3 separate regions of the Homo sapiens genome follow, and all the other regions are linked to region 2. Evidence: chromatin loops called from intact Hi-C (ENCODE). Cell type or tissue: sigmoid colon. All regions are shown on one strand. Links, peaks and the distances in the headings refer to the core of each region. The heading gives the core; the rest is flanking DNA. Region 1 overlaps LRMDA (leucine rich melanocyte differentiation associated). Region 2 overlaps KCNMA1 (potassium calcium-activated channel subfamily M alpha 1). Region 3 overlaps LRMDA (leucine rich melanocyte differentiation associated).

Region 1 (7,166 bases), core at 1,455-6,454, 510 kb after region 2:
GAGTAGCTGGAGAGGGCTGTTGTCTGGCTGGAGTGCTTCCTAGCAGCCAAGAGACAGGTCCTCTCCTCACATGTACTGCTGGAAACGGCTCCCTTGAAGGCCAGACCACACACCACTCAGCACAGGCAAAGATGGTGCGGGATGCCAGAAGAACTGTGTACCTATGGGAGAATTTCAACTTCTCATAATGGGAATTGGAAGCTGCTGAGACATCTAGCTATAGCGGCCAAACCCCAAAGCAGCTGGAAGTGAGATTGGGCATCGAAGAATGTTAACAAAAAGGAGCTGGGTGAAGAGGAAGAGGATGGTTCTTCTGGACCTTAGACTTCTAAATCTTTTCTATGGGGATTCTTTTACTACCAATTCCTGTCAACTGATGGGAAGGAACTTATTCTACTTATCTGTTTTTTTCATATGGAGAAACTGAGGTGAAGATGGAACTAAAAGAATACCAAGTCAGGTGTCTTAATTCCCAGTCTAGTTCTAAGAGACTCTTCTATCTTTCTCCTCAAACATTTAAGTGTATACAAATTGCCTGGGACTCCTGAAAAAAAAAATGCAGATTCTGATTCAGAAGGTCTAGGGTATTGTCTGAGTGTTTGAGTTCACATTCTGGTTTTTTTGGTGGTTGTTGTTCACATTCTGGTTTTTTTGGTTGTTGTTGTTTTTGTGTGTGTGTGTGTGGTTTTTTTTTTTTTTTTTGAGACAGAGTTCCCTCTGTGGTCCTCACTCTGGCACAATTGCAGTTCACTGCAGCCTTGACCTCCCTGGTTCAAGGGAGTTCAAGCCACACCAAGTAGCTGGGACTACAGGTGCATGCCATCACACCTGGCTGATTTTTGTATTTTTCGTAGAGATGGGGTTTCTCTATGTTGCCCAGGCTAGCCTTGGACTCCTGGACTCAAAGGACCTGCCCGCCTCGGCCTCCCAAAGTTCTGGAATTATAGGTGTGTGCCCCTGTACCCGGCCTGAGTCCACATTCTTAACAAAAGCCCAGGTGATTCTGTGTAAAACACCCTTTGAGTATCAAGGAAATTTCTTAAGACAGCACTTCTCTTCTCAGAGGGCAGAGCCTCCCATAATAGTTTGATGAGGATTCCTGGCTCTCCCAGTTCACCATCTCCCCCTCCTATCTTTAACACTCTGTCAGGAGCTTTATTACACAACTATGCAATCTTGTTGCATTCTGAAAACAAATTTATGGTTCTAGAGTTAAGGCACTCTACCTACGGGGAAGAACATTTGCTAAGAACCAGTAAGTACAATGCTAGATCTCTTTATTTCATGGGAATCATTCTGGAAGCAATGCACTAAAGGCACCAACAGGTTGCTGTGGAAATCTCAGTGCTCATAGCCTGCTCCCTGACTGATAGGCTATGCGAATACAGGACTGACATTTTAGTAGAGTTCACTGGCAGTGAAGTTCAACAGAGGCTTGTCTCCATCATCATGACAGGCTCACTGGAGATTTTCTGTTACACAGGACTTTGGTTCTTGATGGCATACCTAGACATTTCACACCATGCATGGCGAGGTCAGGATGAGGCACAAATATTTGCTCATCTCCCCTTGCTACTTCCCATAACCCAAGAGCACTCCCATTATGTTTCCAGGAAAAATGTGTGTTTGCTACAATGTGGTTATAAACAAAAGGCCTACTGTGCCTTTTGTGTTTTATATTGTCCTTAGAAGTGTTTTAAGCACAAACTCGTTTAATTTCCAGAAGTCTGTGAAAGAGATGTTCTTATACGTATTTTATTTATGAATAAATGGGGACTTGAAAATGTTAAGTAGTGTCACCAAGATCATATAAGAAGAAACATCAGAGCCAGGATGTGAATGCAGTTTTTATCTATGAATACAGTACTCTTTGCAGTTGCTTTCTTTAAAAGTAAATGCTGAAAATGCACCCTCCCCTATGGAGGGAAGAGGAGAGAGAAAGTAGCTCTGCAATGCATCTTAGAGTCCACAAATAGAGGGAAAGAACTTTCCTTAGAGGTTTTGGAGAGTAGGGAAATGAAGAGTGCTGGTGGTATCTGCAATGCTTCCCATCCACCCTTCTACGTTTCCTTGGTTAACACTATTCAAGTTACACTTCTGTGTGACCACCCTGGGCTGGGCACCCTGAGAGAATCAAGAAAAGGTAAAGATACACAGTTCTTGCTATTACGACTTTTACTGTCTAGTCAGAGAAAAATAGCTAAATCATGGAAAATAATCAGAGGCATTCACGATATGTGATCATCTGTCTCCACCACATGCATTAAAGAATGTGTGGAACACAGATCTCCATCTTGGCTGCATGCTGGAATCATCAGACACACAGCAATTCTGATTTAATTGATGAAGGCCAATCCTCCTCAAGTGTGATTTTGGACTAGCAGCATTAGCAATAACTTCTAGAAATACAAATTTTTAGAGCCCTCTACCTGCTGACTTAGAAATGCTGGGTGTGAAGCCCAGAAATGTGTGTTTCCACATATCCTCTGGGTGATCCTGATGCAGGTTAAAGATCTCAAAGCACTGATAGAGGGTGCAGTGTGAACACTGGGGCTTTTTCAAAGCTCTCCTGACAGTTCTACTGTGCAGCGAAGTCTCACAACCACTGACCAACATATAAGACAATAAAGACCAGCCTCTAGGAGAGATGTCACAGGCCAGTCACTAAATAGGGGACACATTATGAAAGGCTTTGAACACCAGACTGACGGTCTATCTTGAAAATAGGATATTATGTGTTCTATCTTCCCCATAGGGACATAAGCTCTCCAGAGGCAATGGCCACACCTTCTAATTCCCATGTCCCATTCAGGGCTCATCACCCAGTGAGCACTCAGTGCACATCTGTCACTCACAATTTCTCATTGTTCTGAGTGTAGACAATTGTGGGTTGAGCCTTTGGAGACGATGTCTGGGAGCACATGTATACATATTAACAAACCTGCACGTTGTACCCCAAAACTTAAAGTATAATAATAATAAAATTAAAAAAACAAAAGCCCAAAAGGAAAATAACAGGCTAGCCAAAAGGAGGAAAATTCGGGTGAAAACATGAAGCACCTGAGTTATAAACACGCATCTCTGATGCTCATCCTATAGTGCTTGACATTGGTAGGAAGCATTTACAGCAACCATTTCCTCTCCCTATTCCCACCCTCACTCAACCACACATTTCGCAGTGGCACCAAAGCACGTAAAGCATTTATTAAACAGCATGAAATCCATTTAACGCTTCTCTGGATGCACTAATTAGGTTTTGTATTTTGGGGCAGAGCAATACAAAACAGAGGGCAAAATCCTGGGCTTATTAACATTCTGTGCGTCTATTTTGGATTGCTCCATGAGGTGTTGAACTCCACCCCCATTTTCAGTCCCAAGTGACGGAGAAAGTTCCTTTTAGGGAGGATAGGAGGAAAAGCTTTCAAAACCTGCAGTCAAAAATAATAAACACTAGTAACAGGCTATCAATCTCTGGGACTTCACCCTGGTCCACAAAGTTCCCCATTTCCATTAATAAACATCTCCAGGAACATTACAGTTCCTTTGGAAAATCCAAAGTGCTTGGCAAGGAGGTTTTGATTTCCAGCCAGCCCTTATTTGGTGCCGTGTGTGGAGGATCTGTTAAGCTTCATGCAATTAGCAGGCATAGACAAGCTTTGAGCAGGGGATATTTTTTAGTTCATTGAATCATACCAAATCTGAATCTATTTACCAAAAGGAATAAGAAATGTGCATCTGGCTAGGCTCTTAGTAGACGCTTGAGAAAAACCGTCACATTTTACTGATTTCTTAGTGCTATTTTGTCTTGACACTTGGAATTCACAATCAGAAGAGAGAAAGGTTGCAAAGTCTCAGACTGGGCTTGCAGGCTGAGGAAAATGGCCTTATTTGTATCTGTGCATCAAATGCCGAATCTTCTTAATATATTTTCAAAGTTTCCTAAGATGCCTACTAGGGACCTCCTTAAAAAATCAGAATAAAACAAAATAATGCACTGTAGCCAGAAGTGTCACATAGAGGAGATTTCTGTGGCCCCTGTGAAGCTGGGCTTCCCACATGAATGATACAACAGTGCAATGGCCTGTGGGGTCTTCCAAACTGTGTCTGATGTGAAACAGAGTTGAGGTCATTCCTTAAAGAAAGGAGCTCCACTGATCAGGCTCTGATAGTGCTCTCATCCAAGAGACAGAGCTCAAGCTTCCCCATATCCCATTCACCCTCAGGTACCACTGCCAGGAAATAAAAATGTCATATTGGTTCTATTCCATATCCATAGCAGTACGATGGCCAAATCAATCAATCAAACAGAATTTGACAAAAGTATCAATAAACTTGCCTGCATGTAAGCTATCAATAAGCCATTTTATATTCATCTAAATGTTTACATGTAACTAAAAAATAACAGCACATTCTTCCAGGATTGATTAGTATTGGAAATGAAAACAGTATTAAATATCCAGTGCAGGCTGGTTCAGGTTCAGAGATTTATTGCAATGTCAAGATTTCACATAAAATTCAACAACCCACCCTTGTCTGGAGGAGAGGGGTGACTCCCCTCTATGGGTGCTCAGACTGCAAATATATACAAAACAGGCCAAATTTTTTTTAATTAAACAGCCAAGTTTTTTTTTTTTTTGAAAGCACTAGGAGTGTGAAAGAAAACAAGCTTCGATCCAAGTGAAATGGCCTAAAAAATGATGCATTTCTATCTGGCTTGTTAGAGGAGTTCCAGGTTGAGGGGGACACCTCCTATTTCCCTTACTGTAACATGTCCATAGAGCATATGAGGCACGCACATCCCTCCTGGCATATTAAGTCTAGAATATTTATCTTCACCATTACAGCTGATACTTAGTAAATGATTACAGTTGATTCTTGTCATTTGCAGCAGCTACACCCTATAAAGTCTCTGCAAACACTGAATTAGCAAATACTGAACGATTGCTCCTAAGGAAGATACAGAGTTAGGTTCCTGAAAGCCTCTGGTCACAACATTTCTGTCAACTGATTGAGACGTAACCTTGTTGTTTCTATATTTCTGTTTAAGGAAACTTATTTAAGATATTTTGTTGATTCATTAATGTCGAACTTATGGCCCATAGCACTATAACTTATGCCTGAAGAAAGCTTATCTAACACATGGATTTTCTCTACAGGGCACATCATGGCCTTCTTGGGCTTAGGAATACCATACAGAACTTCAGCACAATACTTGGCAGCCACTTTAAACTGCAAAATCACCAAAAAAAACACAAACACATGAAAAGCATAGCACTAAATAGACCATTGGAAAGACATTTGCATACAGTCTGAGAGCTGCAACGAAAAAGCAGTGTCACCTTGTTCAACCTCAGCTGGAAACATGCACATCGGGCAACTCAACATTTCACTGCTTTGTGCATGACTATGAATGACTGAGAAAGTGTGTCATGAATATTGATTTGGGGGCTACAGATTTTAGTGGGCAGGCAAATTTGCAAACACAGAATCAGGGAATACTGAAGATCAACTATACGTTACTTGTCCCATGGCTGACGCGGAGAAAAGAAAATGGAAAAGCATTAAACTTCGAAAAGTTGAAACTAAAACCCTGAATGCTCTCTCCTAATGGGAGACTGTTGCCAAGTACTTTCTTGATCTGTAGTAAAGAGAAGCCTGAAGGAATGCTAAAGACAGGGTCATGACAGTTCTTGGAGACAATGAAATGTGACTCTGACCATCCGCAGACATCCATGGAACTGCCGAAAATGTTCAAAGTCGGAGTTACGGCTAAGACCACAATTTGAAAAAACCAACACTCAACTTCCTATCTTCAACTTAACCTCAGTAAATTAAGGCAAGGATTAAAACAGTCAGAATTCCAAACAAGTTCTGTGTTGCAGGATTACTATTTCAGACCCCAAAAAATAAAAAAGAAGGGAAGAAGGAGGTGACATGGTAAGAATGAAAGTCTTCCTTCAAGAGCTAGAAAAGAACACCTCTTAACAACGGGAAGGTAGAAAGGACAGGCTGGGCACATCAGAGTGCTGACTTTTACTTCAAGTTTTAAGATCTCAAATCTGCATCTCAGGCTTTCATCTGAAATAGTGCCTTTTTTTTTTTTTTTTTAATAAGAGTGCAACTTTCTCAGAAGGCCTACTCCTTGGTCTGCACAAAGAAAATGAACACTTATTTTCAGTAACTACCTTATGAAAATGGAAGGATTATCTCACTTCAAAACAAGACTCTTTTCTTAAAGGGCATAAGACATTTTTCTTAGCCATCACCCTGAGCAAATACAGCTTTTCAATGGACATCTGAGTCATGTGCTCTGGAGCCACATCACGTGGTCCTCTGCAATTGCTTTTGTAGTCACCAGGGAAGCTCCAGCTCAGGGCCTGCCCTCCCACTACTATTTCCTTTGAGAACTTGGCAGACATTGAACATGCTCTTTGGCCTCCATGATAAAACTTCAGAGTGGAACATTTTGCTGGGTCATGCCCAATTACAGAATATATTTGGTGAGTTAAATAAAAATAGTGGGAAAACCATCTCAACACACCCCACTCTAGAAGCCAGGCCCTTGCTCAAACCATAATGCTGAAATTGAATCTGGCTATTTGTTGTTCCTTATTTTAGATGACACCAGGAACAAAATGGAGACCGAACGACTATTTTCGGGTAGAGATGCTATGCAAGGGGATGTTCTCTGAGGGATATTCATACCCTTTCCCAAGCCCAACAACCCAGCCCCTAAGGAGGAAGAGGAGAAATACTAGCAGGGTTGGCCAGCATAGAATACCTTTTCTTCACTGTGGTGCATACAGTTGGAATCACTGGGCCTATACAAGTTGATGTGGCCCTTCTAGATTCCTTACTACCCGACTCTGCCACACAGCCAGAGTAACAACAGGATATATCCCTTGGGACATTCCCTTCCATTATTCAGGGGCTTTCTCCTCTCCCACATAACTAAGTAGGATGGTCCCAGAAGATAACACTTGCCCTTGTCATATACCCTCTGATCCCCTGCCACTTCCCCTACACATCTATGCCAGACAATGGGCCACAAACTCTAATTTTTATGCTTTCATCTGCTGCTAACCGGTGTGTAAGGCCTTGTCTCCCAGAGAAGTGATAAGATTTGCAACTTGAATTTGAGTTTAGAGGTGACCACAAGGAGAACA
Region 2 (7,166 bases), core at 1,213-6,212:
GAAAGTTGGCTTTTGGTGTCAGGAGTAGGGAGTAGGGAGAGAAGGAAAGGAAAGTTGGGAGGGGCTGTTTGTATTGGACTTCTATACATTCCCCAGCCCTCCCAGTTGGATGTAAAGTAAAAATTATCTCCCATCTCCTAGTACCTTCCCATTCTCCAAACCCCATAGCAAAAATTCAGGGAAGTTCTCGAATTTTTCTTTTCAATTGTGCATTTCCTCTTAGAATTCCATCGTTCATCTCTGTGTCTCATCTCTAAGAAACTAATACCTAGTGATCTTTGCTTGAGACTTTTCTTTGCCCTTGAGGTAATAGAGAGTCTATTCCAGGGAAAAAGAAAAGGGCTAAAGGCAACCAGAAAATTCCAAAAGGATTTTCTACTGAATACTGAACAGGGCGGAGTGTTGGGCAATGATTCTAACAGGTCAAGTCTACAGCGAAGATATATGAGCTGCGATTCTAGATATGGGGGGCTTTGGTACATGCTGAGTTCCTCTCAGGATGCATACAGAACATAGTTTGAGATTGGGGTTGAGGGCCTATGGCATGGGTAGCATGGGCACATCTAATTTACCCAATTGGATTCTAGAGGATCCATTAGGCCCGCAGTATTTTGTAGAGAACACTGCATTCCATGTCATGTGGATTCTGTTCATATATTTATATAGTATTTTTTTTCTCTCTCCTATGGAGGAGCTGAATTCTTTCATTACTCTGTGTTGATGGACTCAAACTTACACAATTCAGGTTTCCTAGGCAGTGAATAGAGCCAGAAATACACCCTGTGATTAACTTCTACATAACCTATTGTTCCTTAAAGTCTCCCTCCCCATTTTCCTATTAGCTCCACAAAAGCCAGAAATGCAAAAGCTCCAACAAGCCTCCCTTCCCTGCCCTGGCAGCCTACCATGGGGTGGGCACTCCCTATGCCTGTCCTAGGGCAGTACAGGTCACTTAGACATTTTTTGAAATTCTTATTCTGCATAACGATAGATTTTTTAAAAACTGATACCCATTAGGTTTTCCAAGTAAATGTGTTTCCTATTTCCTAGCTAGAAGTTGTGAAATTATCCTGCCAGAATAATGTATATGATAATGTGGTTGTTTGATTTTAGAGAGGTGTATATGTTTGAGATATTATGATCGTTGGGGTTGCTTTTAAGGGGCAGCATCTTTCTTCTTTTCCTAATCTGTGGATTAATGTTAGCCGTGATGTCAGAGGTTGCAGTGAACTAAGATAACACCACTGCACACCAGCCTGGGCAACAAAGACCCCTTGTCTCAGAAAAAGAAAATATTAGCCACGATCTTTCAAAAAATAGATTTATAGTTGATTTTTATGAAGAATACTGCAGTGCTTATCAAACTTCTTAGTGATATGTGCTATTCAAGGTTGTCAGGCAAGAAACTCTCATTCCAAGGACATCACCCACTTTAACTCCCCTGCACCCTGATACTGCCCACTACTCTCTGGGCGTAGAACTTGGCTCCATTGCCTGGCTTGCCTGATCCTAGCTGTGCTTAATAGCTCAGCCTCGTCGATGGACACATGGCATTCCCCACCACGGGATCCATCCCGAAACAGCAGTCAAGTGCTCCTTTACAGGAATCATACTACCAAATTCACAGTATGGGTTGTTCAGCTGGCATGTATTATTATTTTTGTGGTTGTTTTCCCATCATCGCTTAAGGAAACAACCACACCCTCTTACCCGTCTGGTTCGTGTGAGAAACAGCCAGGCACCATTCCATCCTCCAATCCAGAGACTGCGCTCTTGTGGCCATGCCGTAAGACTTTGAGAGTTAACTTGCACAAACTTTCTGGTGAAAGTCTTAAACAGTCATATCAGAGAGAGCTTAGGTCAGCTTGGGAGTTTTGTTCATGGTGAATTACATTTTGCAACACGACTGTTGTAAAATTCCAGGAATTTTACCATCACTCCATACCCTTCATTTTAGTAAAACAACATTTGAAACACCCACTTTTCACTGGTGTCGCTGACGGCCGAAGGAAATGCCGTGGATCTGTCTTTCTGAGGAGTGGCAAACTCACGGCATTTAATGTTAGGCACTGATACCACAACTAAGGGGGCTGACCAAGCCGGCAGTTCGAGACAGACAGCAAAAGTTTATCACCAAGGATTGATGACTCGGAATATAATGATTATTCAGTAGAATTTGTTTTAGCAGACTTCAGGAAAGAATGGGTCTGATCCTGCTGCTAAACTGAGTTTTCGGTGTCTGTACATGTTGTGGGGTGACGGGGAACTCAGTATATTTTTGGAAATTATACCAAGAAGATTGTCTTCTGAATTTCCAGAAGTATTATCCCTACTGATACAGATGACAATAAGACGGCAAAAAGAATTGCAGGAAGTCATCAGGGTAAAAGAAAGGGAAAAAAATGGCAATTCAGCTGTGAGGGAGAAACTTCCAGTTTGATTCAAAGCTATTCAATGTTAAAATTGTTTGGAACTTTTCTAAAAGAAATTTCACTATGGATTAATTTCCATTTTCTTTTCTCCTTATTGTTTGGCAGTCAAGGTTGCAGCTAGATCACGCTATTCCAAAGATCCATTTGAGTTCAAGAAGGAGACTCCCAATTCTCGGCTTGTGACCGAGCCAGGTGAAGGAAGACTGGGACCCATTCCCATTTTTAATAACTACCCTGCAGCCCTCAACATTCTACTTTACCATGCTGAGCTCAGTTGAAGAAGAGCGATGCACTACTGTGGATTTCAGCTTGCACTTAGCTTGTTGGGCAGCAAAATACCAAAAGGGAAAACCGTAAAAAACGATTAATAATAATTAAAACGACCTCACCCCCAAACTGGCAGCTTGTGCAAGACTTCAGTCGGAAGCCCTGTTAGCTAGATGCCTTTGTGTTCAAACCACTTTGCATGACTCTTATTCTGAGTGACTCCAGTGTGAATATGACATTACTAATGACCTGCTAAGTGTGTACAGATGTGGGTTTCTCCAGATGTGGTGATTAATAACATAATGGAGATAGCGGTTGACTCATGTTTATGAGTTGTTTGCCTTTTATTACGTTTCTGAGTTTATTTGCTTTGAACTGTTTTTTAACTCCAGCCAATAAACTCACCTTTAAATCTTAAAGGGCATCATCCCCTTAAATCTCACTGGGGAAACAGGGCAGAGGGAATGTGCCCCAGGCTAGAGCTGAGCATCAGGTCCATCTAATGCAGGCATTAGACTGAATTAGGGAAGGCTGGGAGTTGCAATCATTGCCCCATTTCACTCCAAGGACCATAAAGAGGCTTGGTAAACCCTGACACAGTGTTTGCAGTCTGGCGCGGCTGATAAAGGAAGATATTTCTTTTTTTAAAAATCTAGTGAAATATGTAATCATTTTGAAGTAAGCCCAGAGTTCTGGCCAGTGTTTCTGGAAGACGTTGCTTTTGCTTGAAAACAGAATGCTGATGAAAAGTCGAGTAAAATGTTGTTACAGATGTTCAACTCTGCATTAAGGCTGTTGGAATTACCACCACATCTTAAATCAATTCTCAGAACATTGTCTGGAGGTTATGTCATTGAAATAACGAATCCTCTTTAGTCAAGTATAAGCAAACATGTTAAAACATCATTGTAACTTTAAATTAAACTCTAGCGCAAACCAGGGGATCTGAAGCCTCATTAGACTTGCCTGACATTTTTCTAGCACTGAGTCTTCCCAAACTGTAAAACTGTTAGATTCAGTGCCTATTAGACAAGGGAGCGCTGGGAAGTTACAACAGCACATTAAGTGTTATACTTAGGGATGTGCAAAAACAAGCCCTTGAATTTTATGAGTACTTGGAGACTGGATGGAGTTCAGCTCCTATAAAATTCCACGTTAGATTCCTGAACTTGTTTGTGTTCTAAAGAAGTCAGGTTTCTTTAAAGGATCATATCTTCATGTGGCTTCCGCAGCATGAAGGCAAGTGAAAATGCCATAGATGGAGGTGTATTGTAATTAGCCAAAATGTAGGTTAAATAAGAGCTTGTAAATTTGCATCGTCATGAGGTAGTGGCCCACTACTTCAACACGTTTGTCTTTCATGAAAGTGAGTAAATTTAAGTCTCCCTTTTAATTCCATTTTTATTCCTCTCATGTAGTCACAGAAGCCATGAAATGAAAATTATATTTTATAGCTTAACTAAAAGTTTTCCTAGATCTGCTTTCTTTATGCAGAAATTGATAGGATCCATATAAAGGCTGATAATTAAATATGGTTTATATCCTACTTATGAGAAAGAAGTTATCACTGCTTCTCTTGAGGGACCTAAGCCATATGTAATGGTCTCCATTACACAGCGTTCATATATTTAAGCTGGAGACATTTTCCCCCATCTCTTCAGGGAACAGATCTGCATTTTTAGGCTGTGAGTGCAGGAGGAAACCTTTAAACACAAGTTTCATTTTGGAGAACAAATCCCACTTTAAATGCAGTATGATTACGATGGATGATCTTTCTGAGTTGCAATGAAAATAAATAGTTTCTTTGCATAGAAGAGGCATAACTTTACTACCAGAATGAGGTGTCTCCCTTGAGCTGGCTAACAGGTATTAACTTGCAACTCTCCCATCTGAAGATCAGTGTAGCAACAAGGTGTAAAGATAATGGCCACTTAACCAAAGAGGATTATTTGTTATAGGCCCAATGCAAAAAGGGAAGCCAATGCTCAGCAAAATAATCCCACAGGCATGCTAGGGAGGATGACTTCTGTTCAGGTCTTAACTCATCTAGATTCATTGTGTAACTGGACACAACCATGGTAGCATCTGGTGACCTTGAAAAATGCTAGCCGTGGTAGACTAGGTTAGATAAAAACCTTTGGATGTGGGATTATAACCTTAAGAAGTCTAACTGAATTATAACCTTAAGATGAGAAAAACAGAACTTGCACCCCGACTAGAGTGACTCACATGCACTCACACAAACACACACGTGTTATTTGCTCCAGCATGCTACACAACCAGTCTAGGTCACCCTGAACACAATACACCAATTGCAAGTGGCCCATATTAAAAGATGACCTTGTCTTATACGTCTAGTTAGTGCAAGACTTTCTACTTCATTCTAAGATGGGGAAAGTGCGAAAGCATACCTACACACACACACACACACACACACCCACACACCCTCGCTGCCTTTCTACCCCATTATTGCCTCAGATGCCTGGTCCCCTATCCTGTGAAAGGAAGATGAATTCAGGTCAAGCTCAGAGTGCCTGTTTGCTTGCCGAGAGATGCATATCAACTCTAAGTGATTTTTTCAATACCATTTATGTGGCTTGTATTTATTTCCTTTAATCTTTTAAGTGCTGTTTAGTCTCTGTGTGATTTGCTTTGGATACTCATTTCTGATAAGATGCGATATCATCCCAGCCACATAGTCTCTGCCTGGAGCTCTAAATGACTGATACAGTCTCGGCCTGAGCTTGGGCCCTGGTGGGTGTCAGAGGAAGCAGGTGGTACAGGGGGTCGGCTGTGGGTGTTTGCAGGTGCTTTCTTGCCTTCATCTCTTCTGGTCTCACTCTCACCTTACACCACAGTCATTCCCTTTTCCTGCATCAGCCAGGGTTTAGACAAGCCCAAACTGACAGCAGAATAGGAGAGTGTAAAATGTGTAATACTTTGAAGCAGGTTTGGAGGGTAGTTGGATTATTAAAATAGCTTTGGAAGCATGTATCATAACCTACTAAATTTATTTAGCGTTTTCAGGGAAGTACCATATAATGCATGCTCTAATATGGGTCTTCCTGGATAATACCAAGTAGCTGACATGGCACTTTCTCCCCCATCTAAGACTCCTACACCATTAACATATATCAAGTCTCTTTTGATGTCATCACTGCTAATATTTCTCTTCTTAGCTTTAAGGTAACTGCTGTGCATTCTGAGTTTCAGGGTGCTTTCCTCCTAGTCTGTGTTGCAGTCAACTATAAGAATCCAAAGATCTTATTTTTCCTTCTTGATATTACAGCTTTAGCCTGAATTGTGGGGGTGGGGAGAGGAGGACTAGAATTTTGCCGCTGATGCCCCTGGGTGACAGGCTGGGTTTGCATCTGCTAATTATCAAGCAGTTCTCTTAAAAAGAAGCATGATGCAGGCTAATACATCTGCAAAGCTTATTAGTGGGTGTCTTTGGGCAAGAGCAGTAGAGTGTGCTGTGGTGTTTCTAAGTGAAGCTTCACATTGCTTAGCAATCTGTGTGGTTTAGACATTTGGAAAACAGCTTTTGGTTTCCAATCCCCTGTGCTGCCCTCCATCCCTGCCCCGCTGCTGCATCATCAGAGATTTCATTCAATGGCAACCTCCTCCTTCATTCCGGGGCTCTCCTCCAACCTCACCAGCCCCGGTGCTCCTGTCTTCATGGGTTGAAAAAGGACCCCGTTGGCACAGCCCCACAAGCCCTCCCTCCTGGCAGTTGGAGGGATAAGAGCTGAGTTGGGCTGGGGATTATTGAGCCAGCATGCACCAATGTGCCCCGATCTGATTGAAACATTGGCTGTCAAGGCCTTGAATCCTTGCCTCTTTTCAACGCTCTTTCTCTGGTATGCAGGGGTTAGGAACCAGCTAAGTTGGTTCATCTGGAGAAGCAGCAGGCTGGCAGTTATGCTGACATTTCAAATACAACTTTATTTCTGATTTTGGTTACAACAAAACGCAGTCTATTACTGGGCAAAGCAAAGTAACCAAAATTAACTCTAAGAATAATGATAAGTATTTTTTTTGGTATACAGATAAATCATGATTTCTTTTTTTTTTTTTTTTTTCTTATGGCAGGGTGTTTACAAACTGTTTTAGTCTGTTTAAAGTGTATGTTCAAAGGCTGGAGTGTAAAGAGGTGTTGCCTTCACCTTCTCTAAGCCGGCCTCTTTGACTAACACATTTGGTCTTTGTCATTGGGTCCTAAAAGACAGCCATGAATTCCTAGTGAGTGACTGAGCCTTGAGTGTGTGTCCTTTGATATTTTGCCTGTATTGCACAGTCTGCCCTCAAACTGTTCATAATCTCATGAGCTGCCTGTATTTCCAGTTGAAGATGAGCAGCCGTCAACACTATCACCAAAAAAAAAGCAACGGAATGGAGGCATGCGGAACTCACCCAACACCTCGCCTAAGCTGATGAGGTAAGGAGAGGGGCTGGTTGCCCACGGTT
Region 3 (7,166 bases), core at 899-5,898, 620 kb after region 2:
ATATATCTTGGATGACAAAGTCTTTTTGAGAGGTTGAATGGTAAATGATAAAAATCACAGACTTTGGAATCAACAGACCAGCAATAACTTTAAATACCTATGTGAGAGAAGTTAGCATCTGAGAATAACACACACGTGTCCTTTGTACTCATTATTCTTCCTTGATCACATCAGGTATAGTTGTTGGCACATTGCATGTACTCAATAAATATTTATGGAACTAAATTAATCCATTCTCATATTGAACAAATTACTTTCACTTAAAAGGGCTCCATAATTTCTTGGTAACCTGATGCTGTGCTTCTTACAATTTCTTTAACGGAGAGTTCTGGGTTTAGGATATTTGTGTCTTTGTCCCACCTCATCCATAAGAGCTTCTCTGACAGTTCCAGTACAACCTACTCTCATTTTTCTGACTCTCTGTTGCACTTATTCCCGATTCTAGTCACTTTGGCACATACACGATAGCTTATCTTGCCATGTAAAATGTGTTTCATAAACACATCATCCTTCCTATGAGCTCATAAGCTTTTCAAGGGCAAAGGTCATGTTTGATACTTATTTTATAGGTCCCAGGGCACACAACACAATATAAAGCCCATAGGAGGCTCTGAACAAGTACCTGTTGAGTTGAGTTGAATTTGAAGGACAGCACTGCCAGTGAAAATTTCGTTTCAGAGAATTATCAAAAGGTAGAATTGGTGCAGTGCAGGGGGATGAAGAGAGGCTGGTTACGGGCACAAACATTTAGTTAGATAGAAGACATCATGTTCGACAGCACAATTATGACTATAGTTAAAAATAATTTATTTTATATCTCAAAACAGCTAGAAGATTTGAAATGTTCCTAACACGCAGAAATGATAAATGTTGGAGGTGATAAATATCACAAATACCCTGGTTTAATAATTACACATTATATGCGTGTATCAAAATACCACATGCACCGCATAGATATGTACAATGATTATATATCAATTTTTTAAAAGTATAGACAGGTTTTTTATAAGATTGAATTGCTATTTTTACCACTCATTTCACCTAAATCAGGGCCATGGGCCTTTAACATAAAGTACTAGTTAGGAAGCAGAGGACCAGGAAGCAGCTGGCTACTGTCAACGAACAGAAGATTGTATTTCAGCAATGGGTTATGGGATTTGATGTATAAGTCACTAATGACTCTTGGCCAATACCAAGTGACTCTTGGTATTATCTGGAATAAAAAGTAACCCAGAGATATGCCAAATATCAATTTCCAATTACTTTGCTGTGACACATTTCTATCCTCCTGGGAAAACTCCCAAGGGATCTGTTGCCCCATATCAACTCAGATCTGGTTTACCTTTCAGTCAAACAGCTAACACTTGGCAGCACCCTGTTCAGCCTCCATATCACAATGTCCTCCTTTGACACTCAGATTCTCCTTTGAAATCTTCAATATTGGCTTACACTGTCACCAGAGACCTAGCCCAAGTGTGGAAGTCCTTTAATATTATACCCTGAGCCATATGTATTCGGGTGGGACGGGGATATCTCCAACACCTGCAGTCAGTTGCTGTCACTAGGGCTTCCCAAGCCTTAATTTGCATTGGGATGTTGAAGGCAGGAACACAGTTTCCTGCCCATCCCTTGCAACTTCAACTCCAGCTCAAGGGGAAAGAAATGAGTCCCTAAAGTCTTAACTTTGATACTCAAAATACAGAACAGCATTTCTATTCTCCAGATCACAGAAAGCAGACCACAGACTAATTTTAAAAATCTTTGGTATTAGGGATGTTAAAACTGAGGATCTGCAAAAAGCCAGAAATCACATGTCCCCCCTTATTACAAAGTAATGGAACAGAATTTGGAAAAACCAGAAAACATCTCCAGGTCCATAAATCAGCCTAGTTGGAGGAAAACACAAATGGCCAGCACCTGGAATGAGCTTTCATCTGGAGCAGGAAAGCAGCCTAAAGAATCGAACTTCAGAGCCAAGACTCCAGACTGTGCACTGTGATTAATGACTTGAGTGAAAGGTCTCAGTTGAGGCTGAACAATTAACTTGTTCTCTTCACATCTCAGAACTCTCCACGGCATAGCTATGTCTCCCCTGATTGTACACATTTACTAAGATGCAAGCCAGTCTGCGGAGCTTCGAACGTGTCATCATCAGACTGTTCCTGACAATGTGGAGAGCCCTGGTATTTGTCAGGACTACTTCAGTCGAATAATCTGCATTGACTCTGCATGCATGTGTCAACCTTTCAGTTCAAGTTTAAGAACCATTGTAAATGAGGCAATGACATTGGCCTCAATCTATCTCACACACACACACACACACACACACACACACAACTCCACAGCTCAGAGAATTGCAAATGGACAGCACATGGCCTGGCATGCTTCTGGCCATTCCCAAAAAAAGTTCTTAGGGAATGTAATGTCCATGAGATTAATGGCTCCCTCTTGTCCTGCCTTTATCCTCTGGAATAGGTTTCTCTAATCTCTTTCAGACCCTCTAAAGCATTTACAGTATAGCAATCACTCCTCTTCAGTCTACACTGAGACTCTGATAAGACCTGCTAGAACCAAAGGAAGTCTCCAAACTTCTTTCCTTCTCTCCTAGAGGTGAATCTGTAGACAGGAAAGAAAGGCATTTTGAACATGGAAGTACTCAAGCTGGATATACTCAAAGAATCCAGTTTTCTTGTTTGATCTTCAAAAGCTGCTTCATTTGGGGCAAATGAGTTTACCAAAAGTGGATATGGCCCACACCAAAGTAGGATTTCAAGGGTACCGAGTGGCATGTCTAAGAACATCCTCCCATCTGACCTGCCACAGGGGCTGGTCCTTCCACCTCCCCTGTCCCTGATTCCATCCACAACCACTTCTTTCAGTGAAGGCACTCTACTTTCAGGGATATATTTTTTAAGACAAAAATAACAACACTATTGATAATAATAATAATAGAAACAGCAGCAGCAACAATATGTATACAGTAGTCCCTCCTTATCCACTTTCTGCATGGTTTTAGTTACCCACAGTCAACTAGAGTCTGAAAATATTGAATAGAAAATTCCAGAAATCAACAATCCATAAGTTTGAAATTGCATGCCATTCTGAGTAGCATGATAAAATCTCACACCATCCTGTTCCATCCTGCCCAGGATGTGAGTCATCGCTATGTCCAGTGTGTCCATTCTGTATATAGAATCGGCCGCTTAGTCACCTAGAAGCTGTCTCAGCTATTGGATTGGCTGTTGTGGTATGGCAGTGGTTGTGTTGAAGTAACCCTATTTTACTTAATAATGGCCCCAAAGTGCAAGCGTAGTGATGCTGGAATATTCTTATAATTGTTCTATTTTATTATCAGTTATCGTTATCTCTTACCATGCCTAATAATTATACTAAACTTTACCACAGTTATAAATGTACACACAAAAAAATAATACAGTATACATAGGGTTCAGTACTCTCCATGGTTTCAGGCATCCACTGGGATCTTGAATGCATCCCCTAGAGGTAAGGGGACTACCATTCAGCACTTCCACAGTAACTATTTGAAACTATTCATAGCAACTTACATAATCCTCACAACAACCTTAGTAAGGCAGGTGTTATTATTGTCCCTATTTTATGGAGAGGGAGATGCAGAGTGGTCAAGTACCTTCTCCAGAGTCACAGAGTCAATAAGTGGCAAAGCCAGGATTCAAACCCAGACTTCAGCCTGATGCTCTTGACACTATACTATCCTGTACTCTGTCCCCTAGAGGTACTGGCACCCACCTTTTACTGTTGATGAAGTTAGAGAACCAACACTTCTTACATAGCGCCTGCTCCTATACAGGAGTCCGGCCTAGTGAGTTCTGTTTCTGTGGCACCTCAAATGAGCTCTAAGTCTCTTAGCCCTAGTTGTCCTTATGTGTAAAATCAACATGCTGATAAGACCTATCTCACAGGGGCTTTTTTTTTTTTTCAGACTAGAGTTCTAAGAATCACCGGGGCTTGTTGAGGATTAGTGAGAGAATGTATATGCAGGGCCTAGCACAGTGCCTGGAAAGGGGTGGGTGCATAACATTGGTAGCTGTGTTCATTACTGAGCAAATCTGCTAATATTGGTGAATGGGAAACCAAAGGGGTGAAGAAGATGAGGCAGAAACCCTCACAGCTTGGAGATGGATGTAAAAAAGCAGATAAATGTAGCAGCCCCAGAGAAACTAGAATAGTAGGATACTCAGAAGTACCAGCAAGTTTTACTTACCCTCCTGGTCTGACCCAATTTACACAGTCTCCATGTTAGCTTATCTCCATGAAAGAAAGAATTCTACTTTAAAACATAAACTATATCAAGAACAAAAGAACAGAAAATGTCCATCCTAGGGGAATTCGAATATTCTCCCTGAAATTCCTGATAGAAAAGCAAGGAAGGTAGCTGAAGCATCCTCTGCAGCCATGTATGGCTGTTTCGGAGTCAATGCGTGGAGCTGCATCCTTCATTCTGCATTTCCTACATGCTCTTGCCAACCCCTGACATATCACATTCTTTGCATCAATAAGTGCTGGTGCCAGAACACACTAAATTGCCTTTGACTACATTTAACTGATCTAGTATTTTTTTATGATTCTTTCTTGTTGTACCATTTTTCACGTTTGACTTTATAATTCTCTGCTGACTTTAAATAAAGCTTTGCCAGACTACCCAAGGTGGTTTTTAATAGAGATTTAGGGGCTAGGTTGTGTTGTGGTTTGGATTCAGATTCTACTTCAGCAACAAGGGGAAATTAACGAGGTGGTTTCATCTCAAGTGCCCATTTATACTCGGAATGGACAGAGAGTTTATCTTCTTCCAAGCCTTGTAATCATGACACTACAAAGTGATATTCAAGAAATAAAAAATTATGTAGCAATAGCTTCCACACCGCAAAACCACTACACAGTGTTCCTGCAACCCCAGATGACTAGGATAATATTAAGACAGCAATGGAATTACTTTCTGAGTGACAGAGAGGATTCTGACCACATTCTGTCCTATGCCAAAGACAATGCTTGTTCTCCTAGAGATACAGGAACTCAAATGACCCTACACCAGCAACGTTAGCTCCTTCCTGATATTCCTCCCTCTTCTATGCTATCCATAATCCCCGACTCCTGCCTAGCTGAAACACTGGAAGCCAGCTGACCCTCTGTCATGGGGAGAGGTGACATGACTGGAAAGAAACAGAGCCAGACCAAAAAAAAAAAAAATCGGTCCCCATAATGAACGTTTCTTTTGAACAAAAGAATAAACTTGACTTAATTATTTTTTGAAAATATAAAATTGATAACTTAATAAGATTTTGGTTTTGCCTTTTCATTATCATGCAAGACTTGCTTGATGTTAAGGAACAAATATAACATATGTAAAATAATAAGAGCTATCATTTTAAAAATATCTGTCTACCCATTACCAAGCTTAGAAATAAATAAATCCCATTGGTCGTTCCTATCAGGTCAGAATTTATTTATTTTTTTTTTTGTTTTTTGCCTCCACCTACCTGCATTTTGAGTTTTTCATTTTCATGGTTTTCATCCTAGTTTTGCCAAAAATGTAAGGACCCTTTTACAACAGTGTTTTGTTTGGCACTTTCAAGCTTTATATAAAGGATATTATATGGTATCATTCAGTCGGTTTCTTTTTCTTTTGATTTTTAGATTTGTCCATATTGAATGTTATTTCACTTTATTTAATGAATCATTTTGGGTTGTTTCCGGCTTCTGTTTTTTTGTTTTGTTATGCTATGAGTATAGTTCATATTGATCTGAGCATGTATAATAGTTTTTCCTGTGGTAGAGTCCCAGGAGTGAGATTTCTGGAACTTAGGATTGGCATATATATTCAAATTCACTAGAAAATAATCAATTGTTTTCCAATAGAGATACATTAATTCACAACTCCCATTGAAATAGCTTTTCAGTTTTTGTTGCTCTACAACCTTGGTAACACTTGGTATCACCAGATTTTTAAATTTTGCTGAACCACTGAGTACAAAATGTATTTTGTTGTTTTAATTTATATTTTCATATTTAATTGTTTCTTTATAGACAATTATTAGGTGACTTTTGGATAGTTTGAAAAAACTGTTTATCCCAAATAACCAGGAAGTGCAGCGTTTATATCAAATAGGTATGATTATAAGTCTACATAGAAAGATACTAGGTAAATATATATAATATATATATGTATGTATGTGAGTCAACATAGCTACATTTATATTTTTATCTTCAGATCATACCTATACATATAGCAGGAGTGGCAAGCTAGCTCCCATGGGCCAAATCTGGCCCACTGCCTGTTTTTCTAAATAGTCTTATTGGAACACAGCCAACCCCATTGGCTTCCATATTGCCTATGACTACCTGCACACTAGAATGCTAGAGTTGAGTGGTCATGGCAAAGACTGACCTGCAATGCCTAAAATGCCTACTATGTGGCCATTTGTGATAAAAGTTTGCTGACCCACAAATTAGAACATCTCCATTTACAGACTATGAATACTTCATATTCAACATTCTCTTCAAATCCAGTTCTTCCAAATGCTGATCCTCACAATGGCTTCACCTGCCACAAAGACACTCATGCCAGAAAAACCTGGGAGTTATTTCATGCTCTTCCCTCCTACACACATTTACAACCAACATGTGGCTACTACCCAAGTATTTGACCTCCTCAACACGGCTCCTGTGATGTCCTCATCTGCCACTCCTTTGTGCAAGCCTTATGCTGACCTAGGCAACCCTTCAGCTAATGACCAAACCCCATTTGTCCCCATTATCCAATACAAATGGCTTTTCACAGCAAATGTCACAGTTTGCTGCATTTATTTGTCTGAGTTTCTGTCTGCTAGGTCCTCCTAAACTGTAAGTTCCTTGAGGCAGGGACCTTTGCCATTTCTACACATGTACAGTGTCTTGCATAGCAAATACCTAATCATAGATTAGCCTCCTGAAGGCTGTTCAATCTTTCTCAGAAACCATTGAGAGCCTGACATGGCAAGACATTTGTGGCTGCCACTATTCAGTAGGGTTTGGAAATAGTTGCTATTCTCCTAAACCACATGGTGGAAAGGACTAGGGGAAAGAGACTCCTTGTCAATATCATTTAATGCAATCGTCTTCACATGTTTACATGCAGAGGTGTTACCAGA

What was found. Peaks named below come from ENCODE experiments on the same cell type or tissue, not always from the same donor. Only the 100,000 strongest peaks of a DNase experiment are listed, where the experiment ranks them.
Region 1: it touches region 2 in a loop (6-fold over the local background); 1 of 110 quality-filtered maps calls a loop at or near these places.
Region 3: a loop joins it to region 2, with 2.8 times the contacts of the local background. A loop is called at or near these places in 1 of 110 quality-filtered maps.

The regions. Positions count from the first base shown.
Region 1 is chr10:76,455,596-76,462,761 of GRCh38, reverse strand. The region is part of intron 6 of LRMDA (leucine rich melanocyte differentiation associated); the gene reads right to left. Among named protein-coding and RNA genes, the nearest start is that of KCNMA1-AS1, 430 kb to the left of the region's middle. In sigmoid colon, for the core only: no CTCF peak of the experiment used is centred there; a DNase peak (open chromatin) is centred at 3,571.
Region 2 is chr10:76,969,945-76,977,110 of GRCh38, reverse strand. It overlaps KCNMA1 (potassium calcium-activated channel subfamily M alpha 1), which reads left to right. Exons shown (of 28, transcript NM_001161352.2): 20 at 7,044-7,137. The region is part of intron 2 of KCNMA1-AS1 (KCNMA1 antisense RNA 1); the gene reads right to left. Among named protein-coding and RNA genes, the nearest start is that of KCNMA1-AS1, 85 kb to the right of the region's middle. RefSeq lists an enhancer at 2,630-3,829. In sigmoid colon, for the core only: no CTCF peak of the experiment used is centred there; a DNase peak (open chromatin) is centred at 3,340.
Region 3 is chr10:76,348,501-76,355,666 of GRCh38, reverse strand. The region is part of intron 6 of LRMDA (leucine rich melanocyte differentiation associated); the gene reads right to left. Among named protein-coding and RNA genes, the nearest start is that of KCNMA1-AS1, 540 kb to the left of the region's middle. In sigmoid colon, for the core only: no CTCF peak of the experiment used is centred there; no DNase peak of the experiment used is centred there.